Linked DNA regions of Homo sapiens: regions 1, 2, 4, 5, 6 and 7 are each linked to region 3. The links are chromatin loops, found by intact Hi-C in ENCODE. Cell type or tissue: GM12878. All regions are shown on one strand. Each heading gives the region's core, and the rest is flanking DNA. Links, peaks and the distances in the headings are about the cores only.

Region 1 (4,445 bases), core at 237-4,236, 210 kb before region 3:
GATCTTCACTTTCTTCCTGCAATTCTATTTGCCACCCACTATATCACTACTGATTTAGTGCCAGATTATAGATTTTCATCCACACATTTTAATTTAGAACCTTCCCTTTTATCTGGTTTTCAAGCATATTGTGTTAAAATTCCCAAATGATACCTTCAGAGTTTGCTACAAAGTCCTTATGATAGCTTTTAGAAAACTTAGTTGTTCTTAGGGGAACAATCATTGCTTTCCATTTCGTTACTGAATAGAAAATCTAGAAGAACAATATCAACTTTCAAATGAAATTATATGCCTGGAAGGGGAGTATAGATACAAAAAAAGGAGAGCACCTCATTATCACTCTTTCAAGCTGCTGGAGTGAAACTTGAGTCATTGCAAATTCCAACATCAAAAACTCTCTTGGATATACTAAAGAACATCATTATGCACATAGCGATAAAATGAGGACGTTATTAGAGGGAGCCACTACGAATAAAAGATTGCGAAATCAGATTTCTAAAATGAATAATACAATAAGCTCGTTAATAAGTATTGCGAAATAGCTCTAAAATTTCCAGCTGAAAGTGAATTCCTTGGGGTTTTTCACCAGCCAGGGGCATCAACTTTTTTTTTTTTCTTCTTAAATTACCCATACCTCTTTGCTGGCCCATGCGAGAATTTTCTATCTATAACTGTCTAAACACAAAGCAACATTTGATTTCGGTATTCATATTTATCAGAGTACTCTTCAAAATAAGTGAAATTAGGCTTCTTTTTAAGCTGGGGAACCTGCAAACGGCTTTTGAATGAAGAATAAGCATATGAAGAAGTCATGCTTCACCATTTTGCTGTAATCTTCTAAACTGCCTTCATGACGTAGAAACTTCTAATTGCAGAACATTTAAGAATTATTGCATGTCACCTCAATAAACCTAATCATTGAAGTTTCTTTTTTAGCTGATAGTAGTACATTTGGAAATACACATACCCGTCAGTTCATTTTCTCTGGCCATTTCCGTTTACCTCATACAGGCGTTTCAAGTGCGATCTGTCGCAGTCACATTCAGAGATTTTGGCCCTAAGAACTGCTCATGTTTAATGTTTGTAGTTCCAACGGTTTAACTTTTTTTCTCTCTCTCTTTTTTTTTTGGTGTGTAATTATAAATGTCTGAATTAATTAGTTGAGTAGGCTACAGGGTAGATAATAGAGCTAGTGTTAGATCCTTTTTAAAGGTTTTTAGGTCTCTATGAAGGGGGGGCGGGGAAAGGCAGGCGGGGAGTCCCCACACCCCACACTCTGCCCAAAGGTTAGGAAATTGCGGTCAGGGGTTCCTTGCCTTGGCTTCCACCACCTGAAGGCGTCTACAGCAATAATTAGAATCGAAACCAAGGAAACAAGAAATAGCTGAAAATAAAACACGAACTAAGAAATGGTAGTTTATTTTCTTTTTGCCATGCAGCAAAGGAGGGTCGAATGTAAAGCTGATACAGTTGCTGGCTGAGCTTTTCCCGCGGCAGCCAGTGCGTGCTTCCTCCACTTCTTCGAGACTTCTCCGTGCTCCTGCCCCACCTCCCAGGCTGAAGATTCATGCAGGCCCTGCGCTTAGCCCAGACTCTGGCCAGGCCCGGCCCAGCCCGAAGGTGGGCGGCTCCCGGCGCAGGGCGGCCCAGCCCCAACCACTGAGAGGAGGACCCTCCGGCGTCCTAGAGTGGCCGCAGGCCGCGGCGTCGGGTTGGAAAACCAGGAGAGCATGGAGCTTTTTCGCTGGTCCGGCGCGGTCTCTTGCGTTCCTGTGGCGGGCACCTGACTCCCCATGCCCGAGTACTGTCCTCAGGCGGAACGGCGTCTGCAGCGAGGAGCGGGGTTCCAGCAGGCTCGGCTGACGCGGTCCCTGGCATTTCCCGTGCTGGCCCTGGGTCGCCCTCGATGCTGCTTCCCGCTGGGAGCCTCCTTCTGACGGCGGAAAGGAGCTTCACCTGGGGCGGCCGGCGGGGAACGGAGAAGAATCCACCGGGGAAGTGGACGGGGCTGGCTCCCGGGCCTGGCGCTGCGGCTCTCGGGCCGTCAGACCTCCCGCGGGTTGCGTCACTTTCCTCGGTTTTCTAGACAGCAGTTGTGGGGTTGAATCCTTGCCGTGGTTTTGTAAGAATTAAATGAGATAATGAACGCGAACACCAATCATTGCTCTTTGTTGGGTGCTTCCTGTGGGCCTGGCAATATTAACAACACGAGCTCATTCATGCATTCATTTGCTACTCAGTGACTTTCCTGTCAATACTGCAAGGTGCTGGAGATGAGCCCCCACTCTTTGGTCAGTAAAACTGCCAAGATCACCGACCTTGTGAAGACATTTGAGGATGAGAGGTTGGTTGGAGCCTGGACGTGGAGACAGACTCTAAATAGTTAACTACAAGACACATGTAATTACAACTTTGAGAGCTTATAGCGGGAGGCCCTTTTGGGAAGGGGGTGGAGATGGAGAAGAGGAAGAAAGAAAGGGCTTCCCTGAGGAAGTAATATTGCAGCTGTGACCTGACAGATGAGGCCGAACCAGCTAGACTCGTGTTTCAGGCCTCGGGAATAGCATAAGGACTCCAGCTGGCTCCTTCCGGGTTGAGTCCTTATGCTGAAATTGGTATTTGGCACACACCAGTAGTAGAACGCCACTCAATGCCTTATTCTCTTCCCCTTCTCTCAGCTCTGTCCCCTCCACATAGTAGGACAATGAAACTGGTAACTATTTTTGGTCCGAATAGTCCTTCCATTATTATCTGTTATAGTCCACCATGCAGGTTCTTCCTAACTCCTTTTGATCAAAATAGATATTTTTGAAAATGTGAAGAAAGCAGTATCGTATCTTGTATGGTTTCTCATTGCCTTCTAAGTCAGATATAAACAACGAACTTGCTTGAAATGTTCTCTATCAGACCAAGGACCCATATTTAATTCCAACTTACACTCTGCTACACCCTTTCGCTAAATTCTTTAGTTGATGTTAACTGCATTTGGAACCCTGTATTCAGCGTTGAATTGCACATTCTGAAGCAATTGTGTTCTTACTCAGCACGCTCATTTCTGTATCCCAAGTATCTCCCTGCCTCCAGAACATGTTTACTCTTTAACCACTTCCTGATAATACAGTAGGCTACCATTACTCTAAATAGTTGCAGTTATTGAATATAGGCACATTTTTAAATTATAAGAATCCTATCCCAATCCAAGGTACAATTTGCTGATCGCATACTGATTCATTTTCCTCCCACTCTGGGTCCTTTCATCTGCTGTTCTCCCAGTCCAGATGCCAGCCAGGCATTTGAGAACCATCTGATGGTAACAGGATGGAGGCTGACTCAACTTCACTCCACCACCTGCCTTCCTGCCTTCAGGGAGATTTTGTACATAGCTTATCCTTTAAGTTCTTCTGCTTGTTACTGCTCACAGCACTGTGATTCTACTTTAGGCACCTTCTGTACATTCATATTCATTACTTTTTTTCTCCTCTTTCCTGTTTATGGTTAGAAAGGTGCTTCACCAATCTATTTTAGAACCAAAGAAGAGATCAAATTATAATAACATGAGCATAGTATTATGCTATAGGATACTAGTAAGAAACTCAGTTCCTCCTCTTTGTTCCCATAATATTTTGTGAATATGTCTATGATAGTATTTAATACATTGCATTATGACTTGTTGTTTGTGTCATTCTCCACTTATTAATTAGACTTCTTTGAGGATAGAGATTGAGTTTTTAAATTTGTTTCTTCATTTGTTCTTTTACTTAGCTCAATGCCTGGCAAAAAAACAAATCATTGTTAAATCAGTTTTTAGGTGAAATAGGGATAAGTGGGAGGCTAACTTATCCAGTCTTTGAAAATGCCTAGCGATCCCCTTCAGAATCCTCACACATCATCATCAATCTTCTTACCCTGTAAATAAATATACTTTTCTCACACATTAAAGATATTTGTAAAATAAATTTATTCAGTTTTTTTTTCTATTGCAGTGATATGTGTGTGTATATATGTATATAGTTGTATTTAAACTAAACAGGAGAAAAGGAGCAAGCCTGTGAAGTATTATTTCCGCATTTACCAGCAAGACAATTATCTCAGAAGATTAAAATGTGAGAGATACAACTAGTGTTCAAACCCTGCTCTTTCTGATGCCACAGTCAATGTTCTTTCTTTGGTAGAAACCAAACTGTATTTTTCTTATTGTTCAAGTAATGTAATTAACTATGGAAAAATAAGAAATTACAGATTAACAAAATAAAGCAAAAGTAAGTAAAATTCATCCATGATTTCATCATTCTGAGCTAATAATTGTTAACATTTTTGTGAATACATATACATACACACACATTACATATGCACAGTTGTTTGGGGTTTTTTACAAAAAGGGAATCACACTAATTTTAATCTTTTATAATCTACTTTTTTGCTTAACAATATGTGATAACTCCTTG
Region 2 (4,445 bases), core at 229-4,228, 960 kb before region 3:
AGCTTCAAATAACTGATTTAACTAATGATGAGTTTTTCACTGAAACATCTGTATATGCTGGAGAGTTTCTCTAATATTATTTGATTTTAAAATATCTTTTAAAATTACAAATGCAGTATGTTTATGACAAAAAATTTAGAAACCTAGATAAGCAAAAAAAGAAATTACTCATTACCTCATGTATATTAGTCTGCTCAGGAGGCCATAGCAAAATAACGTAGACCAAGTGGCTTGAGCGGCAGACATTTACTTTCTTCAGTTCTAGAGGCTAGTAGTCCCAGATCAAGGCACCAGTCAATTTGCTTGATGAGGGCTTTCCTCCTGGCTTATGGGTGGCCACCTTCTTGCTGTGTTCTTACACGGGGCAGAGTAGGGAGAGGGTGGGGTGAGTGTGTACCCAGAAGCTCTCTGAAGCATTCTTAGAAGCATTATTTCCATCCTGAAGGTCCCACCCATATGACCTGTTTTAACCTTAATTACCTCCCAAAGACCCTGTTATATTGGTGGTTCAGGCTTCAACATATGAATCTGGGGAGGAAACAACATTCAGCCTATATCATGTTCAGGATAGAACCCCTGTTGAGTGTCGTCATTCTGTATTTTGCATAAGGAAGGAAACAAATATTGTAAAAAATGAAAATATACTGATTTGAAACTCTGCTTTTCATCTAACACTATTCTGAGAATATCTTTCCACTTAATTGAGTAATTACATAATTAAATATGTAAAAAGTATTTTAAATGTCTTCCACAATTTTTCTGTAACATTAGGGTTAATAACAACATAATAACTGTTAATAACAATGTATGGTTAATAACTACACTCTTAGTTTCCCAATTCACCTCTTGGTGGACATTTACATTTTCCTAATGTGTAATATTTTACCAATAGTTCTATGAAGTGCTATGAAGAACAATCTTGTGACTATTTCTTTGTTGTATCCCTATAATCATTCTGAGTAGTGGATTTCTGGGGCAAAGACTATGCATATTTTAAGACTTTCAATAGCATTGCCAAATGTCCCTTGATAAAGTTTATTCCAAATGTATTCCCAAGTAGCAAAATAAGAATGCCTGTTTTTTATGTATTCACCCTTAACTTATGTTAACATAGGGTAGTGTCATTTAAAAAACTTTTACCAGAGATATTACACTGTCACTTTAATTTAGTATTTAAATGTTCTATAGAAATTTTAATCAACCTTTACACTTAGAGGTTCCATCTATCATCAGAAAAGTCTTCCCCACCAAAAAATTAAATAAGCTTTCATATATATTTCACTCTAAACTTTTAAAGCCTGGTTGTATAGATTTACATTTTTAATTCATCTTGAGTGTATTTTAAACTTTATACTTTTTTCAAGTGATTAGCAAGTTGTCCCTATTTGTTTTGAAATTGAGTTGAATTATGCATAAGATTTTGTTATTTCCCACACAAAAAAGAATTCTAATTAGTAAGATATAAAAATAGGCCTTATGTTAAAGGATCCTTAAATATAAAGTAGTCCTCATGGTATAGACTCTTAGGATCATTTTATTATAAAGATTACGTAGATTGACTCCGGCCAGCTGTTGGTAATTTTATTTTTTCAAAAACATGGTGTGAACATGAACTATGACAACTCCCTGAATAACAATCTTAAAAATTAAATCTTCACATACATGATTTGGCTTCAAAATAAAAGATTGTAGATAAGTTTCTCCATAAGCATAACTTCATTCTAATCTTGAAATCAGCAAAATTAAAGACTACAAGCATAATTAATTTTGATATGACAAATTAATTCTTGCTGTTTCTTGGCATTTTCAACAAGGATATTGATTGTTATCATAATTTTTTTAACACAAATAGTTATCCAATAAAATCTGGAAATGCATTTTACTATTTATTTAGAACTTCAAACTGCCACTAGATGGTGTCATTAAGTCTTTGCCAAACTAGGTCCAATATAATGTAAAGTAAAAGATCTGAACTTTTTACTCAGCACTTCTATGTAGTTAATGATTAAGTCATCTCTAGACAACCATGACTTTAGCTGAATTAAAAAGAATGTCAAATTTTTATTAAAAATGTGTGCTAGTAGGCAATTGCAAGTGGCCTTAATCTTTCTTCTTAAGATGAGTATATAAAAATTAATATTACTATATATACTCACAATAACCAATTGAAAAATAATATACAAGATGACCCCATTCATAATAGCTACAAAATGTAGCCAAAATGTGGAATAATTCTAACAAAATATTGCAATGCTCCTTTATACAGAAAATTATCAAGCATTATTAAAGAGCATTTTGAAAGTCCTAAAAAAATAAAGGGATATACAATGTTCATGGATGGAAAGATTAAACAGTCTCTCCAAATTATCAGAAAGAAACTGACTGAAATGGTGTCTAATACAATTGTATAAATTAACAAATTGATACTCAATTCATACATAATAACACAAGACTCTACATAGTCTGTTCAACTTGAAGAAAAAAATGGGAGTAACTTGTCTTACTTGACCAATGAAACAGTATATAAATCCAAAGAAAAAAATCTATGGTGGCATCCCAAAAATCAGAGAAAAAATATAATTGGTTATTCATATGGGAAAAAAATTAAATATAAATAAAATTATTTACTATACATAAACCAAAAATAAATTCCAAGACAACCAAGAACTTGGATATTTTAAACCATAGCTTTAAAACTGTAAGAAGAAAATGTAGAAATTTATTGTTTTGTCTCAGGATAAGGAAGAATTTATTAAATAAGACACCAAAAGCACAAAATAAAAAGTGATAAATTTTTCCATGTTAAAACTCCTGTGTATCAAAAGATACCACAAATAAGGAAAAAAAAGACAAACAGTGGACTATAAAGAAATTATTGGAAACTTAAGTATCAAATTAATGGTAGTTGTTATTTCCAGGGAAAGAAAACATAAAAAACTTTGTTTCATTTATTTTACAAAATAAATTGTGAAATAAATAGGCAAAATGTGCAATATGTTGAGATCTGATAAAGTTGCATAACAAGTATGCATTTTTATATATTTAAAAATCTTAAATAAGATTTTACTCCAATATTCAAGTTTTATTTTTAAAGAAATAAAAATGTATTCTGACATAGCAGTTCAGCCAGCTGTCCCTAATAGCCTTACAGTGGGTTTTTTTCTTTTACAGTCACTTTTACAATGCTATCTTATCTTTATATTTAGGGAGAAATTCTTGTCAAAAATAATAAAGTGAGTCCTTTTGGGTTTTTAAAAATGATTTCTTCTAACACCTTCTCACAGGGACTAGAATTTTCATTTTGGCTTTTCCATTTGAGAAACAGTGATACCTCTGGAGGCATGCAGACTATTAAAATCGTGTGTCCAATGTCCTATTAAATCATTGCAAGTTTTTTAAAAGTATAGTTACTATTATCTGTTTGGTTATCAGAGCCACTTATTTTGCAGCTACCCTGGGCCAGTCACAAAAAATAAATTATAATTCTACCCTTTGCACAGCAAAGCTGCAGCTCTGCTGGCCAGATTTTTTTGTATCATAGTTCTTTCTCTTTCATACACACTACCTGCTATTTTTATATAACAAATTTAGGGCTCCAATATGCAAATAATTATACTACATTATATACTAAGTATAATAGAAAAAAATCTTAGCCATAGCTCTCCAGGAACTTGAATCAAGCAATAAGAACTACTTTTCTCAAATGGTTATCAGTCTTCACCAAATAATGAAATAGAGATATTTTGCCTTTAGCTTCCCAAAAATGTTACTCCAGTTACCTGAAGTCATGGGAGAAAGTTTTAGGAATTCACTTTTATTTATGAGGAAAAAAAAACTGACATTTTTATTCCTTCATACTAACCTCACCCTAAGTCAACTATCCTCTGTGTCATTGTTCCTCAAAAACCATGAAATTTATATGTGTTTTAGTAAATCAAGGGAAAATTTTAAAACATAAAGGCTAACTCTATCTCCTATCTTAGAAATTTGTGAGAAAAAGAGGCAAATGTAAGAATCACTGAGGGAAAAGATGCTTGTATGAAAGAAAATTTTCTTTTCCTTTTAAAAATTGCTTTGAGGAATTATTCACTTGCTTGAGAAGTATATTGATTTCAGTTGTTCAACTGTGGCTGAGGTTTAGGAGAACATGAGATAGATCCTTTCCTGGTTTCTGGTGTACATGATATGTTAAGTTACCATTAATGACGAGTCAAATTTGCCATTTAGACATACTCTAAAGAGTTGCCTGTGGAATTATTTATATACAATCTTTTTCTGATTATCGTAGAAAATTTGGAAAACACAGTTTAATGTTTTCACTTAGCACTGCATTGTGAACAGAACATTTTAAATAGAAGTCAATGTTTAAAAGTATTCAGATTTGAAAATTGAACCAAATGGAAAAAAAATTAAGTAAAATAATATGTGCTCCAGTCATGTTTTAC
Region 3 (4,445 bases), core at 331-4,330:
CTGGGTCTGACAAGTGTTTTACAATTGTGCGCTTGGTCAGTATTTTACATTTTATAGGAGACATTAGTTTAAATACCATATGTAAAACTTCACCAAAAAAACTAGGTCAGTGAAGGTATGCAATATCATTTCTCGGCTTCAATTCAGTGCAAGAAACTACCTCAGGCCAAAGCTTCCCAATCTAAAGGACATTGAAGACTAGTGAAATACTCAAAATCTCTTATTCAGATAGTTCTACATTCTATATTCCGTAGAAAAGTACTACATTTTTATACTTCAAGATACAAATTGTGATTTCTGGTTCAAATAGCAAATTTAGAACTAATGCTTATCTCTTCTCTCTCCCTAGACCTCAGTGAAATGATAGTAAAGAATTAAACCCATATCATATCAGTGGAGGAGAGATTCTGAGACATTTCTAGAAAATGAAAAAGAAAGAAAGTCTGTTGACAGATTGAATAAAGCAAAGACAAGACAACTCTGAGCTGTGCATGTGAAATCAGAATGCTGATATTCTGCAGAAGCTTGGGGAAGCAGGTACTATGAGAAAGTCAGATGGAAAGGGGAACCAAAAAGAGTGAGGGGGTGATGGACCTTGTGCCTCTGAATAGCTCCTCTCCCAGGTTCTTCTCTCTAGGATACCAAGAATTTCATTCCCAGGCAAAAAATCAGGGGGCTCTTCTCTTAGGAATTTAGTCAACTGTCAGAGGAGAATTAGAGTTATTAGAGTACATGTGTGCAGCCACTACCATTCTGACATTTGGAGGCCACTCCTGCGTTATGGCCAGCTCCCTGTCTGCCCCCACTCCCCATGGATGTAGAGCTCCTGGTCAGCCATCCTGATGATGCTAAAGAACCAATGAGAAAAACAGCAAAGGCACTCCAGGCCAGCTCTTTGGAAATCAACACTGTCAGACAAAATCACAGACAGATTAGGAAACCATCACCATTGAGGGGAAAAAAAGGTATTATACAGATGAAACAAAAATCCTATGAAAACGGAAGAATCAGAAGTGGTCCTTGAGAAAAACAGAACGGATCCAAGACAACAAATAGCAAAAGTAAGGGGAATAGATGTTCTGACATTATTAAAAAAAAAAAAAAAAAAGAACAAAAGTAGGCCAGGCGCAGTGGCTCACACCTGTAATCCCAGCACTTTGGGAGGCTGAGGCGGGCAGATCATGAGGTCATGAGTTTGAGACCACCCTGGCCAACATGGTGAAACCCCGTCTCTACTAAAAATAAAAAAATTAGCTGGGCATGGTGGTGGGCGCCTGTAATCCCAGGTACTTGAGAGGCTGAGGTAGGAGATTGTTTGAACCTGAGAGGCAGAGGTTGCAGTGAGCCGAGATCACGTCATTGCACTCCAGCCTGGGCGACAGGGCGAGACTCTGTCTCAAAAAAACAAAAACAAACAATAACAACAACAACAAAACGAAAGTAAATTATTCTTCTATCAAGAAGAATAAATTAGAACTTCAGGGGGAAAAAACTTTGTAATAAAGCAAATTGAACTATGGCAAGATTTGGATGGAAAATATGAAGATAATTCAGGTAGACATATTCATTATAGGAATATTAGTCTTTGAGTGACCCAGGACATGGGTTCTAATTGTTCCATTATTGAAGAGGTTTTGTCTTATAGTCTTCAGGTCAATAGGCTCTATAGTTTGATCATTACTAGACTGTTCTGACTGGCTTGGAACCAAGCACTTTGCCTAGGTACTACAGTGTTCAGGAACTCCCAACTGCATGTATATGCAAAGTGGTGGAGACTGATGTGTGCCTTATACCTATACACCCCCACAATAATGAGTGTGTCACATCACTCTTCAGGTGGCCTCCACCACTCCCAGACTTTACTAGTTTCAGAGAATGTTGTCTTGAGCAGTCCAGAGAAGTAGGGAAACGAATTGCTGTGCCCCATAAAGGATTCTGCGCAATGGAATTTGACCTTTGGCTTTTCCATTCCCAGTTTTCTGTGCCATATAGCCCTATCTTCAAGTATAATTACAAGAGAGGTAGGGCCACATGCCTTTAAGTCTTTATAAATGGTGACCTCTCCTGGCTACTAACGGTATGGCACATATACATAAAGCCTCTCTTCTGGAAAAGGAGTATCTTAACCCCATACAAAATGTCTTAAGGATCTAGAGGACAAGTGGACAAATCAACAGAAGTATTTATTGATTTTACTCTAGTGTTGGTACATCACGCAAAGCTATTAAAAATACTTTTAAGAATTCTGAAAGATTCCTGCTGCATGATTTCTTGGAATAAACTATTATTATGACATAAACTATTATTATGAAAACCATTCATCTGTGCTTCATAAATGACAGGGAAAAAAGTCCACACTACTTATATCAAGCAAGATCTGACAATTAGGACTTTGTTAGACCAAAAGAATGAAAATGTAGTTTATAGGCTCTGGAGCTGGCAGTTCAGGCTTCGAACTTGATTCTGCCATTTACTGTCTGAGTGACCTTGGACATGTTACTATACCTGTCTGAGTTTCAATTCCGTAAAATGAGATCACATACACTACTGTGGGAAACCAAAATAGGCCACCCCAAAATACACTTCTTTGGCATATTTCGAGATGGCTGTTCAGAGGGACTGCAGACACAGGAATAGATCTGAAAGCTGTCCTTTTGTGAGGGAGATTTGCATCTGTAGAGGAAATCTGCACTCATGAAGTAAACAGCAGATGCAAACATCCTTTCTCTGAGGCTCCCTTATCTGCCTTATCTGGTTTTAGAAAAGAAAACGCACAGGAAAAAGACTGTAAAGGTCTGGCACTTTAAAAGTTCAGATACAGAAACTTTTACTCCAGCCAGCCTGAGGGCTGCTCCCCAAGGAAATGCATCCGTATAACAGATAACCTTGGTATTTCCTCCCCTCATCTCCCCATAACCCCTGTAACCTGCGGCCACTTCACCCAGGAGCTCCAAGGCTCTATTTCTCTCTGTACAGTGTAAAAACTTCAGTCATGTGACCCTTCGTTGAGTCTCATATTTTGTGTGGCTCCCATGCACATGTGCACATTAATAAATTTGTATGCCCTGTCTCCTGTTAATCTGTCTATTGTCAGTTGTTTTATAGACAGAAATTATCAAACCTTCAGAAGCAGAGGGAGAAAATTTCCTTTTGCCTCTACACTATTTACTGCATAGATTGTGTGGGTTAAATGAAATAACATCGTTACGTAAAAAAACTTAACATAGTCCCAGGCACTTTTTTTTTTTTTTTTTTTTTTTGGAGATAGGGTCTTGCTCTGTCACTCAGGCTAGAGTACAGTGGGGTGATCATGGCTCACTGCAGCCTTAAACTCCTGGGCTCAAATGATTCTCCCATCTCAGCCTCCCAATTAGCTGGGGCCACCAGCATGAGCAGCCATGCCCGCTAATTTTTTTATTTTGTAGAGATGGGGTCTCCCTGTGTTGCCCCGGCTGGTCTCAAACTCCTGGGCTCAAGCAATCCTCCCGCCTCGGCCTTTCAAAGTGCTGGGATTACAGATGTGAGCCATCACACCTGACCTGACCATTCACTTCTATCAGAAAATAAAATTGGATACCGTATCCCCAAAATATTTATATTTCTTTAAAATTATATCCATGTAGCCCAATTTGTTACACACAATCCAAAAAATTAAAACAGAACTGTTTAAAGGATACAATACAGAATAAATATAAATAAAAGTTTTATTACTTTCTTTCTACATCCCAATGAGTTATCTTATGCAAATCCTTGCATACATGTACCCTACTATGGAGACTACTACAATAAAGGCACAAAATGAGAGGCATTTCCCAAAAGATCTAGGTTTGAATCCAAGCCCATAATTCTCCTCTGTAATCTCCTACTCTCCCTCTCTAAACTTACCTTTCACTGCTACAAAAGGTAAATCCCATAGCATAAGGAGCTTTCTTTCTGCAATCCTGGTAAGCCACACTCACTGCAATTGAAGGCTCAGCTCCTTGGCTCAGGAGCCCTCCAGGAGGCCCCTTAGTGACCTCCCCAACACATGGGGTCCCATGTTAGTCTTGTCCTGCCTATAGCCAGGCCCACGTGAGTATATGCTATCTTGGACTCTGTGATGGTTAACATTGAGTGTCGACTTGATTGGATGGAAGGATGCAAAGTATTGTTCCTAGGTGTGTCTGTGAGGGTGTTGCCAAAAGAGATTAACATTTGAGTCAGTGGACTGGCAAAGGCAGACCTACTCTCAGTCTGGGTGGGCACCATCTAATCAGCTGCCAGTGTGTCTAGAATAAAGCAGGCAGAAGAAGTTGGAAAGAGCAGAGTTGCCGAGTCTTCTGGCCTTCATCTTTCTCCCATGCTGGATGCTTCCTGCCCTCAAACATTGGACTCCAAGTTCTTCAGCTTTTGGACTCTTGGATTTACACCAGGGTTTTCCAGGGGCTGTCGGACCTTCAGCCACA
Region 4 (4,445 bases), core at 100-4,099, 260 kb after region 3:
TCAGCTAAGTTCAGATTGAACAGTATCCTTGTATAACCTTTACCAACTTAAGGAAGTTCCCTTCACTGTATAATTTAACACTTTTAAAAATTATAAATAGGTAGTAATGGTTATCACATGCTTTCCCTCTATTAATTGAGCTAGTCATAGATACTGCTGAACTAAGTTTACATTCCAGAACACTTCATGACAATTGTATTTTAATAAAGTATTGGATTTATTTAGCTCTTTTTTTTGATGGTGGTTTTTGTTGTTGTTGCTTGTTTTTTCCCATCTAATTCCTAAGTGAAGTGGGCCCATATTTTCTTCTCGTATATTGTCTCATTTTGGAATCAAGATTCCAGTAGCCTCCTATAATGAGCTGTATAGTTTTACACTCTTCCTATTTGCTATAACAGCTTGCATTAGGAAGTCATTAATGTTTCTTAAATCCCACTTGTAAAAAATCACGTAGACCATTGGCTTTTTGAGAGGGATGCTTTGAGTACCTTCCAAATTATTTCATAATTTTTGGCATATTCAAGGTCTCTATTTCTTTTGACAATTTTGATGTATATATTTTCTGGGACTTTCTTCCATTTTATGTAGATTTCCAAATTATTAGCCTATACTTACAACACTTTAAAAATATATATTTATCTTTGGGAGGCCAAGGTGGGTGGATCATGAGGTCAGGAGATCGAGACCATCCTGGCTAACATGGTGAAACCCCGCCTCTACTAAAAATACAAAAAAATTAGCTGGGCGTGGTGGTGGGCACCTGTAGTCCTAGCTATTTGGGAGGCCGAGGCAGGAGAATGGCGTGAACCCGGGAGGCGGAGCTTGCAGTGAGCCAAGACCGTGCCACTGCACTCCAGCCTGGGCGACAGAGCGAGACTCTGTCTCAAAAAAAATAAATAAATAAATAAATAAATAAATAAATAAAATATGTATCACTTTGTATTCTCCCTTTTCATTCTGTATTTTGCTGCTTTGTCCCATCCCCCCCATCTCCCCATCTCATCCCTAAGTTTGGTGAATCTTGAGAAAGGTTTATAAATATTTATTAATATGTTTGGTCTTCAGGAAAGTAACGTTTTAAAAATCTTCCCTATTACATTTTTGTTTGGAATTTTGTTGATTTATTCACTTTATTATTTCTGTGCTGCTTGTTCTTCTTAATATTGTTTAGCATTTTAGTTCTCAGTTGTGGGTGCTCTTTGTTTTTTTCTTTTTTTTAAGCTTGTGTTTAGTTTATGTTAGTTTTTAAGACAATAACAGGTAAAATGTTGGGTAACCCTTCTATCCTGTATATTTGCATCATCTTCCTGATTTTGTTTTTTATTTGAATACTTTCTCTAGAATGTGTTTAGTTTGGGTCTTTATGGGCAAACCTTCTGTGGCCTTGTATGCCTAAAGCATTTCTATTGTGTACTCATCTTTGTGTGACAGTGTGGCTTGATGTAAAATTCTAGAGTCAAAATTGTTTTCTTCAATACTTAAAAAATATATTATATTCTTTTACTCATTTTCCAAAGTTTATCTTCTTTCTTTCTGGAAGATTTAGAAATTTTATCTTTTTGTTCTAAAATTTAACCATACCCATAATATGCCATGGTATGGGTTTATTTGTCCTATTAATTTTTCCATTCTGAGATCTTTGATCTTTCTTTTTTAGTTCTGTAACATTTATTTTAATTATCCTTTCAAGCTTTTTTTGGTCTGTCAACCTCCCTCTTCTCACCATTTTTTTCTGAGCCTCCTGTTATCTGGATGTTCACATAACTGCTTCTGTTCCTTGCCTTTTCTTTCATGTTGTTTTATATTATTATTTTCTATTGTCTTTTAGGAAGGACCACAGTTTGATTTTCTAAATCAACAATTTATCCTATAACTGTATTTATCCTACTGTTTATCTCTATTGTATTTTAATATTTTTTTTTACTAATACTTAACATTATTTTTAATGATTTCTTATTCATACTTCACATTGCTATCTTTCCTTAGTGCCTTAGCTATATCATGTTTATTTTGAATTATTGGCATGTATTTCAATAATTCTGCTTCAGCACATACAACCTCTACACAAGACAATCAGGGGATCGCAGATTTTTCAGTTATGTAAAATGCGAGACTGTGTGATACCGATATTGGTGAAATGACTATAGCAAACTTGTGCAAAAGTCCTGGGAGTTGGGCACAGAGCGGAATCTTTCTTGGTCCTGGCTGTAGTTTGGTGCCATCTAGTGGCCATTGCCTCCTCTGCTCCTCTGGCTTAAAGTTCCACAGGCACAATACAGTTTCCTTTTGTGAGCTCCAAGACAGTGGCAGCAATTCCAAGAATCTCTTGATTAGTTGTCTCTCATTTTGTGGGCCTGATTGGAATGATCGGTCTGGGAGAAATGTAGGGGTATAGGAACCCGTTCTCTTCTTCCCTCCTTGTAATACGATGTTGCCTGGCATGGTTTTGCCGTTTCCTCCCTTTCCTATGCCTACTGAAAGGGGAAGCCCATTATGTTACATGTTTAGATAGTTGTATTTCTTTAATAGGTAGATGTTTTTATTAGTTGATTTTTAGATCAATTCTTATTTCCTGGATATAGCTACCCTGTGTGGTAATGTGAATTGGGAAGGGCGGATGACCAGCCTCTGGTCATTGTTATTTGGCAGAGAACTATAGGAACCACCCAATCTCCCAATCACTCTGATCACCCCTTGCCTCTTCACTACCTATGGTTTTCACCTTCACTTCACAAGAGTCCTTAAGCTGCCCCATATTACTAATTGTTAATGCTGACATTAACAACTAGTCCTCTCCTGTCCAATGCCCATGCCGTGGTGAAGATGTATGCTTTACCTATCTTTATAAGAGAGGCAAGAGTAGCATGGAAAAGTTTTCCAACAACCGGTTTCCTCCCAAATTAGGCTGCAGCATCCTGACTTCAACGTACATAGGTTTTTTTTTTGTTTTTTTTTTTTAAGTTTCTTATAACTATTTCTCTCACTAAGCTAGTTTCTCCAGTATTGATTTTTGTAGAGGAAGCCAGTAGTGGACAGAGTTTACCATCCTGATAGGAACAATAAAATATATTACCTTATAGATAACTGCACATTTCAACTTAGCCTAGGTTTTAAAAACCGTTAGTGCCAAGTAGGTAAATTTAAAAATAATAATCTATTGCTTGCTTTCACGTATTTAAATTTTTATTTTGACAGCTATTGAAAAAAATTCCTTTTAGATACCCTCTCTATCCTTATGTGATTCTTTTGCCTTGGGACTTCCTTTTGCTTTTCGTTTTGCTTTATGTGTCTTACATCTCATATTGTCACATCTTTGACACTGAGAAAATGTCTTGGACTTCTTTAGAAGTTCTCGAATTTTTTTCAAGCAACATTTTTACAAAGCCCTTTCACAAAGCCCCATTAGTCATATTCATTTCTAACTGAGGCTGTGTGGGTGAAACTAAAAGGCTAAGAGAGGTTAAGTGTGTTAGACCTGATAGTACAGCCAGCAGCTGGCAGGTCAGGAATGTAAACAACTTTACTTCCAGGGCTCTCTGTCTGCCTCACTACAGCTACATTGAGGATACATTATGTTTTTAAAACATTGGAATCCTCTGAATGCTTTGAAATCAATTCTCAATTTCAGTTTTCATAATAAAATGAGCTTCATAGTTTTAGCTTTTTAGAACTTTTAAGTCAAAGATTTCCACAAAACCATCATATCCCATATCGATAGACATTTTTTATGGATTGTGGTATATATATTTTTAACCAACATAGTTTCTTTGTACCTGATTTCCTCTTATATCAGATCTCTTCAATTCCTGATTCTCATAGCTTGAAAAACAGTATTGTTTGTGCTGTCTTTTCTTCAATTCTAATTGTGCTTTGAAAATAGCTGATAGTCGCCGAAGACTTATTGTTCAAGGGAGAAAAAACCTGCCACTTTTAACGCACAGACACTTGTTATTTAAATGGAAATTGTATAATTGCTTTCACTATGATCTATAGACTGCCTTGGAAATATGAGGGCCCTGGATAAAGCATATTACAGCTTTTATTATGTCTAGCTTTATCTATTATGTTTATTATGTTTAGTTTTTCTATTGGTTTCTCAGATCTAATTTGGAATTTCTTTTAAATTCTCTGTGTGTTATCACTTCAGCAATATATCCTGGGTATACTCTTCTGTTGACTAGCTTTCCACCAGCTAGATTGTAAGATCCTAGAGTGTTTTAGCAAAAAAAAAAAAAAAAAAAATGTTAAAGGCCATTTATCCTGACTTCCTTAATTAAACTGAGGAAATGGAAAGGTTAAATGACTTGGCCAGTGGGCATCTACCTAATAAGAGACTGAGCCTCCTTAGAGCCCAGGTTTTTTGACCCAACTCTGGTCTTCATATGCAACTTAATCTCCTTAATGAATAACAAACAGAAATTTTGTATTTTTTTCTTTGAACCTAT
Region 5 (4,445 bases), core at 178-4,177, 390 kb before region 3:
CCAGCACTATGCCCCTCACTAGCCTGCCTATCAGAATAAAGACTACTTCAAAGTATCATTTCACATGCTTGTGCTATCTACTTCCATGCTGATTTCACCGCTCCTGCATTCCTCAAGCCCCTGAATTGAGGTACATATTAATGTCTGATGATGCTTAACATGCTACTTCTCCAAGAGGCATTCAGAATTTAATAAGGATCTTTAAGACAAAAATCCTTTGCCCAAAAGTCATTATTTTTCAACCACAAGAGATCTGAAGAATACAACACTTTGTTATCAAAAATAATAGCGAACTATAGTTTCTCAGTAAAAGAGAAAGAATAAGAGGTACATAGTCCATAGAAGAAACGTAATAATAATGGTTAGAGAGTCGGTAACAGAGAAAAGTAAGTATGGCATATATGGTTTAAAAAGCTCCTCCTTCTCCCAGATAATTCTGAAAAGATAGCCATAGAAAGCTCAACACACAATCTAACACATACACACACACACACACACACACACACACACAGAGAGACAAGTTAAGCATGCTTTCATTTTGGTCCTATGCTAAGTTAGAACAATTTTTTTCTAAATTTTTTCATTGAAGTACAAGATGAATATAGCAAAGTTTACAAATCAAAAGTGTGCAGGTTATAAATTTTTGCAGATTGAAAAAGTCCCTGTAACCAGAACACAGATCAAGAAACAAGTCACTGTCTATACTCTAGAAGTGTCTTGTGTGGCCCCTTTCAGTCACTACACCCACCCTACCAAGGGGAACCACTATTCTAAAATCGAATGTCATTGATTACTTTTACATTTTTTTGAGCTCCATATAAATGGAATCACAGAATATGTAATGTCTGGTGTCTTTTCACTTAGCATTATTTTTGTAAGATTCAGCCATACTGCTGCATGTAGTTGTAATCTGTTCATTTTCATTACTGCGGAGTATCCCATTGGGTAAGTATCCCACAATTTATGTATTCTACTGTTGACTGACATCTGGACAGTTTCTAGCTGGGGTCATTATAAATTGTGCTCCTGTGAATATTCTTGTACATGCCTTTTTGAGAGCATATGTATGTATTTCTATTGAGTATATATCCAGGAGCAGATATACTGAGTCACAGGGTGTACACATTTCCTTCTTTAGTAGACACTGCCCAATAGGCTTTCCAAAGTAGTGGTTGTGGCTAAGATATTTTAGAGGACATAGTTCATTCTGGCCCTGCTTAAATAACACAGTATGCCAAATTTCTACTTTGCCTATCTATAAATGATAGCTATGTTAGTCAAGACTATCACTCTGCATCCTTTCCTTTCTGTCAGAATTATGAGTTTATTACTTTATCACACAGATACTAGACTAATTTACCCCTATACATTAGCTTAGTGTTTTGTTTTTGTTTGGTATTTATATACAAGGAATATGTAGAGTGAGTCACACATTTAACTAAAAACTGCAACCTAAATGCTGATGGTTTCATTTTGCAATATCAAGCATGTTCAAAGAAAAATTTATCGAGTACCTACTCTTTGCCAGGTACTGTGTTAAGCAGTAAAAGTTTATATAGAAAATAATTATAAGAGATGCAGTAGGTATAATAATAGCATAAATGAAACCATTTGTGGATATTTACATTCTCAATACTCTCATCTACCTCTCAGACACTCCCTTTCATTTACTGAGGTATTTGTATTTGGCAAGTAGCTTAAGATTATTTTCTTTCCAGCTCAACCCCCAACAATATCATAAATGATTCTTATACCCAAGGCCTCAAAGTTCCTTGGATGGCTTCATCTCCAAGAGTACTCATCTAGGCTCAACTTCAGTAACTCATTCTACCATTTTTAACTTGGAACTTACCAGTCAGAATTTCTTCACTTGTAAGATTTCAGACCACACTTGATAGCTACTTACTCCAACTACACTTGTTCATAACTGAATTGATACAACCAGCCCAGGTAATACCCCCCAAATTTTTTTCCCAGGCCTTCAATCCTTATATCTTCCTTTCTTGTTTTGCTCTTCTTTCATAGCGTCATGTCTGTGATTACAACCAGTATCCATTCAGATTAGTAAGAGTTCATAGGGCCACGCACAGTGGCTCACACCTGTAGTCAATCTCAGCACTTTAGAAGGTCGAGGCAGGTGGATCACCTGAGGTCAGAGTTCGAAACCAGCCTGGCCAACATGGCAAAACCCAGTCTCTACTAAAAATACAAAAATTAGCCAGGCTTGGTGGTGGGCACCTGTAATCCCAGCTACTTGAGAGGCTGAGGCATGAGAATCTCTTGAACCTGGGAGACAGAGGTTGCAGTGAGCCAAGATTGTGCCACTGCACTCCAGCCTGGGTGACAAGAGCGAGACTCTGTCTCAAGAAAAAACAAAAAAAGTCCATGGTAGGAGCCAGACAAGGTAAACCCTTTAGGCAGGTCACTTAAAGAAATTTGTTGTTTAATCCTAAGCAAAAACAACAAATCTGGAGGCATCATATTACCTGACTTTAAATTATACTACAAGGCTAAAGTAACTTGTATTAGTCCGTTTTCACACTGCTAATAAAGACATACCTGAGACTGGGTAATTTATGAAGAAAAAGAGGCTTTACTCACAGTTCCAAGTGGCTGAGGAGGCCTCACAATTATGGTGGAAGGCAGAAGGCGAAAGGCACTTCTTACATGGCAGCAGACGAGAGAATGAGAGCCAAGCAAAAGAGGAAACCCCTTATAAAACCATCAGATCCTGTAACAATTATTCACTATCACAAGAACAGTATGGGGAAAACTGCCCTCGTGATTCAATTATCTCCAACCAGGTACCTGCCACAACACGTGGGAATTGTGGGAGCTACAATTCAAGATGAGATTTGGGTGGGGACACAGCCAAACCATATCATAACTAAAACTGCATGATACTTGTACAAATATAGACACAGATCAATGAAACAGAACAGAGAACCCAGAAATAAAGCCATCTACCTACAACCAACTGACCTTTGACAAAGTTCACAAAAATAAACAGTGAGGAAAGGCTACCCTATCCAATAAATGGTGCTCTGAAAATTGGCTAGCAATATGCAAAAGAATAAAACTAGACCCCTATCTCTCACCATATACAAAAATTAACTCGAGATGGATTAAAGACTCAAACGTAAACCTGAAACTATAAAAATTCCAGAAGAAAACCTAAGAAACACTCTTCCAGACATTGGCCTACACGAAGAATTTATGACAACAACCCCAAAAGCAAATGCAACAAAAACAAACATAGATAAATGAGACTTAAACTAGAAAGTTTTTATACATCAAAATAAATAATCAACAGAACAAACACACAATCTACAGTATAGGAGAAAATATTTGCAAGTTATGACTCTAACAAAGTACTAATATCCAGAATCTATAGGGAACTGAAACAACACAAGAAAAAAATGAACAACTCCATTAAAAAGTGGGCAAACGACATGAACACACATTTCTCAAAAGAAGACATACACATGACCAAGAAATATATGAAAAAAACCTCAACATCACTAATCATCAGAGAAATGCAAATTAAAACCACAATGAGATATCATTTTACGTCAGTCAGAATGGCTATGTTGAAAAAGTCAAAAAACAACAGATGCTAGTGCGGATGTGGTGAAAAGAAAATGTTATGCACTGTTGGTGGGAATGTAAATTAGTTAAACTTCTATGGAAAACAACATGGAGAATTTTTCAAAGAACTAAAAATAGAACTACTACTATTTGACCCAGTAATCCCACTACTGGGTATTATATCAAAAAGACACCTACACTCATATGTTTATTGTAATACTCTTCACAATAGCAAAGTCATGGAATCAACCTAAATATCCACCAATAGTTGATTGGATAAAGGAAATGTGGTATATATACCCTATGGAATACTATGCAGCCATAAAAAATAATGAAATAATGTCCTTTGCAGCAACTAGATGGAGCTGGAGGCCATGATCCATCATCCTAAGTGAAAAAACTCAGAAATAGAAAATCAAATACCGTATGTTCTCACTTATAAGCAGGGGCTAAATAATGGGTATATTGGACATAAAGCTGAAAATAATAGACACTGGGGACTCCTAAAGGGCGAAGTGGGAGAAGCGGAGGGGGTTGAAAATTACCTATGTGGTACAATGTTCACTATTTGGGTGATGGGTATACTAGAAGCCCAAACCCCACCATTATACAATATATTCATGTAACAAACCTGCACATATACCTACTGAATCTAAAATGGAATTAAATTTTTAAACAAACCTTTTTTTTAAAAAAAGTAAAAGCCTTCCAAAGAATAGGGAAATTATGCTAAGTGTGGTCAAGAAATTTGGTGTTTCACCTGAAAGTCATAAAAAGCCACTGTACCCATTCTTGTTGAGACCACTATAACCAGACTGGCTGATGTGAAATTTTAAAAGATAACTTTGGCTAGAGTA
Region 6 (4,445 bases), core at 257-4,256, 160 kb before region 3:
TTAGGAGTTCTTCCTCTTCTCTAGTGTTATGTAAGGGTCCCAAGCAGCTTGTGCTATCCAAAAACCTTGGGGAGGAGAGCCTGGTATGAGCTCATCATAGTTGCACTGAGATCCTCATTATTTGTACTTATTACATGGCACTCTGCTGATTGTGGCACCTGCCCCTCTGCACCGAAGTCAGCCACTGGGTCCTCTGAGGAGGCTCTAAAGACTGAGGCATTCTGTGCTCAGCAAACAGGCATTCTTGCACCAGTCCCATCAGACATCCTTCTGAGTTTCTGTGTAGGGGAGGGCACAAGTGTCAACTACAAGAACCTACCACCCCTTTACTTCTTCTAGGCTCTGGAAAGCGTCCATACTTAGAACTGGGTTCTCTCCTCTCTTTCAATCAACAGAGCCCTCCCTATCCACACAATCCTGCGGTTAGAGAGAGGGAGGGAGAGAGAGAGAGAGACAGAGAGACAGAGACACAGAAAGATAGAGACACAGAGAGAGGGACAGAAACTTTCGAAAACAAAGACTTAACCTTCTGAGCAAAGACAGCTTCAGACCTCCAGGATACCTGCCCTTTTGAGAAAAGAAAGATGAAAGCCCCTATTACGGAGAGCTGTTCTGTTCAAGTTATCTATTGCTATGCCATGAAAGGTAGCTGGGCCTGGGGTCATCTTGAAGGCCCTTCCACCATTTATAGCTGGTAGTTGTACTGGGGAGACTCCAGCAGCTAGGGCTGGAACAGTTGAGTTCCTTGGGTATCTCTCCCTCTATGTTGCCCCCCAACATGGTCTCAAGGAAACCTCAGGGCAGCTGGACTTCTTACTGAGTGGCCAAAGGCTCCCAGAGTGAGTAGAGTGAGTATCCCAGGGGCACCAGCCAAGGCTGCCTGGTCTTTTCTAGCCTAGCCAATAAGGGACTCAGTGTCACTTCCAGTGTACTCTATTCATTGAGGCAGTCACGAAGATCCACTCAGTTTCAAGAGGAGGGGCCATGGACTTTACCTCTTGGTGGGAGAAGTGTGAAAGAATTTGTGGACGTGTTTTAAAACCACCACAAGAGCATATAAGAAAGAAGGAGGAGGAGGAGGAGGAGGAAGTGAAGGAGGAAGAGGAGGATGAGGAAGTGAAGGAGGAAGAGGGAGAGGAGGAGGAGGAGGAGAAGAAATTACTTGTTTTTCAGTTAGATTCTTTTTCTCCTCTATGTCCACCCATGACCACCAGGCTGCTGAGAACTATCTCCCTTGCTTGGAAATCCTCTGTAAAGCTCTCCTGCTCTCACTTTTGGTCCCACTGTCCCAAATCCTGATCATCACTCTCTGCCATGCCCCTTTAGACTAAAGGCAGGTTGGGTTCTGTTTCTGATCACTCTCTGCAGTTCTGTGTACCGGCACCTATGGGCAAGTGATACTATTTCAGTCCTGGCCAGACCATGGGGGAAACCAGGTCCCAGCCGGGGGCAAGAAACAGCTCCAGTTTTCTGGGAGGAAGACTGGGAGGTGTTAGAGGCACTGAGGTTTGAAAAAGAGAGCTGTGCATATGCAAATGGCATTCTTTAATTCAGCAGTTCACTGGGCTTTCTGCTCTGTGGCCAAGAGTTGGAGAAATGTCTCTGTGCTTCACGTCTTTCCTCTTGGAATCCCATGGTTTCCCTCACAGGACACAGAGTACAGACTGATTCTGTTGGTGCTGACGGTAGTTCCATATGGATTCCCTGTGAGCCTCCATTCTCACTTATAAAATGGACAGCCTTGCAGTATTAGGCATCTAAAACTCTTACTGTGATATGGGTCTCGCCCACATCAATTCTGTAGCAGTGCTTTTTCTTTAGCAAGATGTATCCTAAGCTCTGACCTACCCACTTACCAAAGAAATGGAATCATAAACCCACCGTATATTGGATTTTACTTATAATAAGTGAGGATCTTACCACATTAACACTGATTCAGAATCAACTTGCAGAACAGATTCTTTCTGACACTTCTAGTGAACTGGTTTTTTTTTTGTTTTAACAATTCACAAAATTTTGGCAGATTTTATTCATTTTGGATTTTAAAAATATTATTTTAACAAAATTCCTCCTCAAATAAGTGCTTATTCTTTACACACAATTCAGTGAACTACTTCTTTCAGCCTCAATAGGAAAAAAATCATGAAAGCAGTTCCATTTCTTCTTCTGCATATAATGAATCTTTTCACATTTCTTGTAGTTAATGTCTTAAAAAATAAAAATGAATGACAGCCTGAAACATGCTTCTCATATTCATCTGTGATGTTGTGTGGTTAATAGTCCAGCCTCACATTTGCATGGGACCAGCTGTCAAAGATGGCACTGCAGGGAATCCACTATAATTTTAAAACATGTTGCAAAGTCACATATGTCCATAAATCTACATTCACTAGAATGCTTATGGGGACATATTATCATCAGATTTGAAAATAATCCTTTATTGCTTTCATTTTGAACTTCACCCTTTACTTGACTCAAATTATCTTTATCAGGTAATGAATGAGGGGCTTCATCATGAGTGAAGAAGTTTCCAGGAGCAATCTCATTTGCAAAACTTCTTAAAATTCTTGTCAGAGTCCATTTTGGACATAGGGCAATTTTCTCTGTTCCTTGTAAGAAAAATCTCTTTGACCTAGCTAATATCTCTGATATGTTACAGTTAACATGTGAGGAGAACAACAGTCAGAACCATAAATCCATTTAATAAGTGCAGATTAAGAAATTTGAAATCCACATATTGCCAACCATAAAAATATAGTGTCCTCATCACACACATTGTAAAGATGGGCATACCCTACAAAGCTGTCTCTATCTGCTTAATAAAAACCATCTTTTACTTATATATAAAACATAGCCCTGAAGTTTGTTAAAAGGGAAGAAATGGAATTCAAGTCAAATACTTTCTTATTAGTTCCTAAAAAGTCAATGCAGTTACTATTAATTTATTTAATGATTTAAGATTAGGACAATATAAGTCATAGCCTTTAATCTTGCATATTCCTAAGAATAAGTATAAAATCTTAAATAAGTATTCATTCTCAAAAGAAAGTATAAAATAATATTTAGATGTGATTTAAGCCATCCTGCAGCACACCCACCCCCATTCCAAACCTTGGAAGAGTTTCCCAATATACAAAAAATGAGGTGACTAAAATTTTCAGACCTCTCTCCAAAATCATCCCACCAAATTAAATAGGTATGTATGTGGGGCAACATAATATTTCATATTTCTCCACAAATATATCCAATACTAAAATGAAAGCTAAATCCCAGCAAGGCATATAATTATCTATATCAGACACAGCGAAGTATAACATCCCATTAAAATAAAGAGATCTTTTTATTCTGAAGTTAGTTATGGCTCCTTATGTTAAACTTTCATCATATATCTGTGGAAGTAAATATATGAATACATATATAATCATAAATAATTTCTTCACATGCAAAGATCATTTATCTTAAAAAGTGAAAATAAGTTTCTTTTGTAGTTGAAAAAAAAGCTAAGTTAAGGGAACTTGAGCATGTTCCTTAAACCTCTCTGAGCCTCCATCACCTCATCTGCAAAGTGGGCAGAAAAATACTTTCATGTGGGAGAATTAGACAGGATGCAGGAGTAAGTGGTCAGTTTATTATTTCTTTAACTGGGATAGATGGGTCTTTTTCTCCAGTCCTGACCTTGATTAATCTCTGTGTAGAATAAGTTAACAGCACCCTCTTCTCATTCGCTATCTTTCCATCCCAGATCCCCCTCAGAGCCTGCCATTCCCCTACCCTGCACCTCAGTACTTGTCCAGTTCTGCCAAGGGGCCCCTAAGGGATGTTAGAGAAAACTCCATGTCTGGAATTGCAGATGTGTGGTTCCAGCATCAGAGGAGCCCCACCTCAGCCTTACAGATGGCTCAGCATGCTACTGAGTTCACTCACCATCAGGGGCAATTTCACTCACACCCCTCTAGATTTCTTCTATCCTCACTCTCCATCTCTTTCTCAGCAGATCTTGCCTCTTGTGACACTAGGAAAATGGAGACCTGGCCGGGCGCGGTAGCTCACGACTGTAATCCCAGCACTTTGGGAGGCCAAGGCGGGTGGATCACGAGGTCAGGAGTTCGAGACCAGCCTGGCCACCCCCTCTCTACTAAAAATACAAAAATTAGCTGGGCGTGGTGGTAGGCGCCTGTAATCCCAGCTACTCGTGAGGCTGAGGCAGAGAATTGCTTGAACCCAGGAGACGGAGGTTGCAGTGAGCCGAGATCGCATCACTGCACTCCAGCCTGGGTGACAGAGCGAGACTCTGTCTCAAAAAAAAAAAGAAAAAAAAAAAAGAAAAGAAAAATGGAAACCTAAAGGCAGGTGTTCAACTTCTCACCTCCTCCCTGGCTCCCATCCTAGCTCTGTTCTTCATTTCTTTGATTTTATCTGTTCTCTAATCAGTGTTTGATCTTTTC
Region 7 (4,445 bases), core at 245-4,244, 120 kb before region 3:
ATTTAATCTGCTAGCTATTGTTTATCCCCTCTCTTAAGAAGCCAGGGCTGGCAGACTCAGCTTCTATTACAATGGCTGTAAAGTGTCTGTGGCATCTGTGACAAGGATCATCCTGGCAGGGCAGGGGTCTGCTGCTCTGTGCTCTTCTGCTGCAGGCTGGCAACTTGGGGTAGTGGGCACAGATGCTCCCCAAGCTCTCCCTTCTACCTCCCAACTGCTCCTGCCAAGCCTTAGATCACCTTTACAGAACAGAGGGTAACTCAATGACAGCATCTCACACAAGCTAATCTTTCCTCTGAGGCAGCTGACAAAAGCTGCTGAGAACAGGAGAGTGATTCTGGGTTCCCTCTCTGAAGGTCTTTGCTGATTTCAAGGTCAGGTAGGTAATGCACATGGTATCTTAATTACAGCAGATGCCACATTGTCTGGAATGAAATAGAAAACAGGGATGAAGATAATTCACATGCCTCATCTGGTCCTGATACTTTCCCTACATTATCACATTTTATCCCTCTCACATCTTATGAGAAAAGAAACATTATTTTCCCTCTCCTTATAGGTGAAAAAAATGAAAGCATAGGGATATAAAAGAACCTGCAGGCAGGCATTCTGATAAGCAGTGATTAGTAAGTGCAGAACTTGGGGGGCTAAGCCAGGCCTGCCTAACTTCAGAGCCCAGGGCTTTTCCCTCCACTGATTCTTGCCTTGGAGTTTTCCAGGCCCACTTGGGACCCCAGAATTCTGTGCCTCCCCTACCTGTACTTACATTACTACATTACTTCCAAGTCCTTGCCTGAATGGCAGAACCCAAGGGCTCACCCATAAAGTTACTTCTCTGTCTCTCCCACAGACTGCAGGTCAGTTGGGAGATTTTCATTCTTATCACGCACATCAATTTTTGTCAGTGGTAGGATTAATTTAGCCCATTAAGTACTTTCCCATTAGGCCTGTGGCTCAACTGAGGTGTCAAAATTTGATGTCTTATATTTTATGAATTACACTGATATTCTACTTCTTTGATTCCTTTTCATAGTCTGTGTTATGACCATCTGGACACCTCCTTCTTTTGGAGTTTTGGGATAGCAACAAAGCAAGTACAGAATACTGAACAGATCAATATAGTTAAGCGCATTACCATAATCCACAGACATTAAAACGTCAATACCTCATTCCCCTGACAAAGCTTATATCAACAGAAGGCCCCATGGCACAAGAGATAGATTCATTAGGCTTTCACCTCTGGGAATGGGTTTCAACAAGCTTAGGTCACTTACAAAGATGAGTTTCATGGTCTTAACTTTGCCAAACTTCGTTTATTAGTATTTGGGCTCCAATTATAATCCAATCAAGCCAATAACTTTTCCTTACGAAAGGGACATTCTCCACATGCATCCCATCAAATGCATAATGTCAACATGAGAATTTATTTGAGCTGTGTGTGACCAGTCTCCTGTTCTACTAAAAATACTTGCAAACATTTAGACTGAGAAGCTTTGCATATAACCACATCAGTATGTTAATCCAAGACATGACGAATCATCATTATTTTATTTTTTTTAGAAACAGGGTCTTGTTCTGTTGCTCAGACTGGAGTCCAGTGGCACAATCTTAGCTCACTGCAGCCTCAAACTCCCGGGCTCAAGCAATCCTCTTGGTTCAGCCTACCAAATAGCTGGGACTACAGGCACAAGACACCATACCTGGCTAATTTTTAATAATTTTTTTAGAGATGGAGTCTCACTACGTTGCCTTGATCTTGAATTCCTGGCCTCGAGCCATCCTCCTGCCTCAGCCTCCCAAAGCACTGAGATTACAGCCACCACACCTGGCCTCTTGAAGAATTTTAAAACTCAGTGAGTATTTCTTGGGCACCTACTGTGTGCCTGGCACTGTTCAGGACACTGGAGACATAGTGGTGTGCACAAAAGACTAGGAGTTTATATTGTAGCTGAGGAGACAGATAAGGAAACATGTACATGAAGTCATCTCACGTAACTAACTATAGATGCTGGGAAGAAAACAGACATGATAATGTGATGTGGGGACACACGAGGTAGGGTGGTGAGAGAAGTTTCTGAGGAGTTGGATCCACTGTGTAAAGAAAGTGGCCATGCAGGAAGTTAAGGGAAAGGTGCCCTAGATATAAAGAATAGCAAGTGTGATTGCCTTGAGGTGAGAATGAGTTTGTTTATATAAGGAATAGAAATCAGGCCATGGGGGCCTTAAAGTCAGAGAGGTTGGCAGGAACCAGATCATGCAGAGCCTTCCTGGCTGTGGTAAGAGACTTGGGGAGTCACTGGAGGGTTTAAATGAGAGAAGTGACATTACTATTATTGTTATTTTATTTTATTTTAAATTTTACTACTTACCATTATCATTAATTATGACTCATTTTTTAAAAGTAAAAATTGTTCATGCTATGGCAGGGATTCTCAACAGGGGGTGATTTTTGCCTCCTGGGGACATTTGTCCATGCCTGGAGACAGCTTCAGTTGTCACACTGGGGAGTGCTACTGACATCTAGTGGGCAAAGGCCAAAGATGCTGCTAAACAGCCTACCATGTCTGGACTACCCCCTACAACAAAGAAATAGGCAGCCTAAACTGTCCGTCGTGACGTGCTTGAGAAACCCTGAGCTATGGCAGGGAGAATGGAGAACTGGAGAAGGGGAAAGAGTGGAAGCAGGAGGCTGGAGCAGAAACTCAGAAGAAATGTTGGTTATTTGGACTGGAACGGTAGCAGCAGGGCTGGAGAGAGTGACTCAGGATACATTTTGGAGATAAAGCTGATAGGACCTGTCAGTCAGTTAGCTGTGGAAAGTAAAGGAAAAGGAGTCAAGGGTTACTCTCATATTTTCAGTCGGAGCAACTGGGTAGACAGTAAGGTCATTTACCAAGATGGGGCACAATATGCGAGGAATAGGTTGAGAGGGGAAGATCAAGAATATTGTTTTGGACACATTAAATATGAACTCTGTTAAACTTCCCTGTGGAGATATCAAATAAGGGCTGAATATATGGTTCTGAAACTAAGGGTAAGGGCCAGTTATCAGCAGGTAGATTAGGGGACAAAGTGAGGAAGAAGATCCAGTGGTGGGGACCAGGAGAGGGAGGTTAGGAAACCAGGAAACTACAGTGCCCTGGAAGCCATGGGGGAAAGGATTTGAAGAATGGTGCTGTTATCTGTGTTGAATGTTTCTGAGGAGCCAGTGAGGTAAGAGCAAAAAATAACCCCAGAATTTGGGTGTCCTGGCTGGCTTTCGTCAAGGCAGTCATGACACAGACTATCACAGCTTTGTTGGAGTGGACAGGATTGAGTTCTGATTGAAGTGGGCTTCAGAGAGCAAGGGGGTGTAGGAAATGTAATCAAAGAATATTACTTCTTTCAGTAAATATTGATGAAAAGAGAATCAGAGAAATAAGGCAGTAACAGAATTCCAATTATAGAACAACACAAAAAGTGTTATTTTAAAAAACAGGGTTCTTTTTTTGTAAGTCCCAATTTGTGACATTTACTTATGAAATTAACCAATAGAATTTAAATGAATATTTTCGTGGTGTTGCAGGTGTTGGTAAATAACACATGCATTTCATTCAAATTAGAACTCTGTTTTATAAATGAAATTCCAATAAAATTTTCTAGAACCACTGAAAAACCACTAAAACTTTAGAATGGTAATTTTTGGAAGAATGCATTTGGAAAACCACTATACAAAATTAGCTTTAACAGCAAAATTTCATACATCAATCAGTCAGTAGGGTAATAAACTTATACTCACAATAGGCCTTTCTCTTGGCCCTGAAATTATAGCAAGATTTCAATCCTGTTTTTTTTTTTTAATCCTGTTTTGTTTGTTTGTTTGTTTGTTTGTTTGTTTGTTTTGGAGATGGAGTTTCACTCTTGTTGCCCAGGCTGGAGTGCAATCTTGGCTCACTGCAACCTCTGCCTCCCAGATTCAAGCAATTCTCTTGCCTCAGCCTCCTGAGTAGCTGGGATTACAGGCATGTGCCATCACACCCGGCTAATTTTTGTGTTTTTAGTAGAGACGGGGTTTCTCCATGTTGGTCAGTCTGGTCTGGAACCCTTGACCTCAGGTGATCCGCCCACCTTGGCCTCCCAAAGTGCTGGGATTACAGGCATGAGCCACTGCGCCCAGCCAAGATTTTAATCCTGTTGCTGTCACTTCTTAGCTGTTTGACCTTGAGCAAGTTACTTAACCTCTTGACATGAAAGATTCTCCATTTATAAACCAGTCAAGGTGAGTGTGAAGACTAAATGAAATAATATATGCAAACATGTGTCCGGCATGGGGTCCACATTCTCCTTCTTTCTGGCACCTCCACTTTAGCACTCTCTGACCAAAGTTAGCCTTGCAATGACTCTGTGGAACATGACATACAGCAAAGTTGATCATCATGGGAGGCTCTGGCTCTGGTTTTGTCCTC

Evidence for each region. Peaks named below come from ENCODE experiments on the same cell type or tissue, not always from the same donor. Only the 100,000 strongest peaks of a DNase experiment are listed, where the experiment ranks them.
Region 1: a loop joins it to region 3, with 4 times the contacts of the local background. A loop is called at or near these places in 2 of 110 quality-filtered maps.
Region 2: it touches region 3 in a loop (10-fold over the local background); 16 of 110 quality-filtered maps call a loop at or near these places.
Region 4: a loop joins it to region 3, with 9 times the contacts of the local background. A loop is called at or near these places in 8 of 110 quality-filtered maps.
Region 5: a loop joins it to region 3, with 4 times the contacts of the local background. A loop is called at or near these places in 2 of 110 quality-filtered maps.
Region 6: it touches region 3 in a loop (2.9-fold over the local background); 6 of 110 quality-filtered maps call a loop at or near these places.
Region 7: a loop joins it to region 3, with 6 times the contacts of the local background. A loop is called at or near these places in 9 of 110 quality-filtered maps.

Annotation. Positions count from the first base shown.
Region 1 is chr5:108,725,532-108,729,976 of GRCh38, reverse strand. LINC01023 (long intergenic non-protein coding RNA 1023) reads left to right here and starts at 1,716. Exons shown (of 1, transcript NR_046368.1): 1 at 1,716-2,152. RefSeq lists enhancers at 1,753-2,052, 1,892-2,473. In GM12878, for the core only: no CTCF peak of the experiment used is centred there; DNase peaks (open chromatin) are centred at 1,426 and 2,197; H3K4me3 peaks cover 2,762 bases; H3K27ac peaks cover 2,205 bases.
Region 2 is chr5:109,476,922-109,481,366 of GRCh38, reverse strand. The region is part of intron 4 of LOC105379117 (a long non-coding RNA gene); the gene reads right to left. Among named protein-coding and RNA genes, the nearest start is that of PJA2, 69 kb to the right of the region's middle. In GM12878, for the core only: a CTCF peak has its summit at 1,917 (motif pointing right); no DNase peak of the experiment used is centred there.
Region 3 is chr5:108,519,651-108,524,095 of GRCh38, reverse strand. No RefSeq gene overlaps it. Among named protein-coding and RNA genes, the nearest start is that of FBXL17, 140 kb to the right of the region's middle. In GM12878, for the core only: a CTCF peak has its summit at 2,063 (motif pointing left); DNase peaks (open chromatin) are centred at 492, 2,015 and 2,575; H3K27ac peaks cover 1,583 bases.
Region 4 is chr5:108,258,535-108,262,979 of GRCh38, reverse strand. All of the region lies in intron 4 of FBXL17 (F-box and leucine rich repeat protein 17), which reads left to right. Among named protein-coding and RNA genes, the nearest start is that of FBXL17, 120 kb to the left of the region's middle. In GM12878, for the core only: a CTCF peak has its summit at 2,224 (motif pointing left); a DNase peak (open chromatin) is centred at 2,199.
Region 5 is chr5:108,910,298-108,914,742 of GRCh38, reverse strand. All of the region lies in intron 10 of FER (FER tyrosine kinase), which reads right to left. Among named protein-coding and RNA genes, the nearest start is that of FER, 160 kb to the right of the region's middle. In GM12878, for the core only: no CTCF peak of the experiment used is centred there; no DNase peak of the experiment used is centred there.
Region 6 is chr5:108,675,369-108,679,813 of GRCh38, reverse strand. No RefSeq gene overlaps it. Among named protein-coding and RNA genes, the nearest start is that of LINC01023, 51 kb to the left of the region's middle. In GM12878, for the core only: no CTCF peak of the experiment used is centred there; no DNase peak of the experiment used is centred there.
Region 7 is chr5:108,640,561-108,645,005 of GRCh38, reverse strand. No RefSeq gene overlaps it. Among named protein-coding and RNA genes, the nearest start is that of LINC01023, 85 kb to the left of the region's middle. RefSeq lists an enhancer at 2,384-2,678. In GM12878, for the core only: a CTCF peak has its summit at 2,525 (motif pointing left); a DNase peak (open chromatin) is centred at 2,525.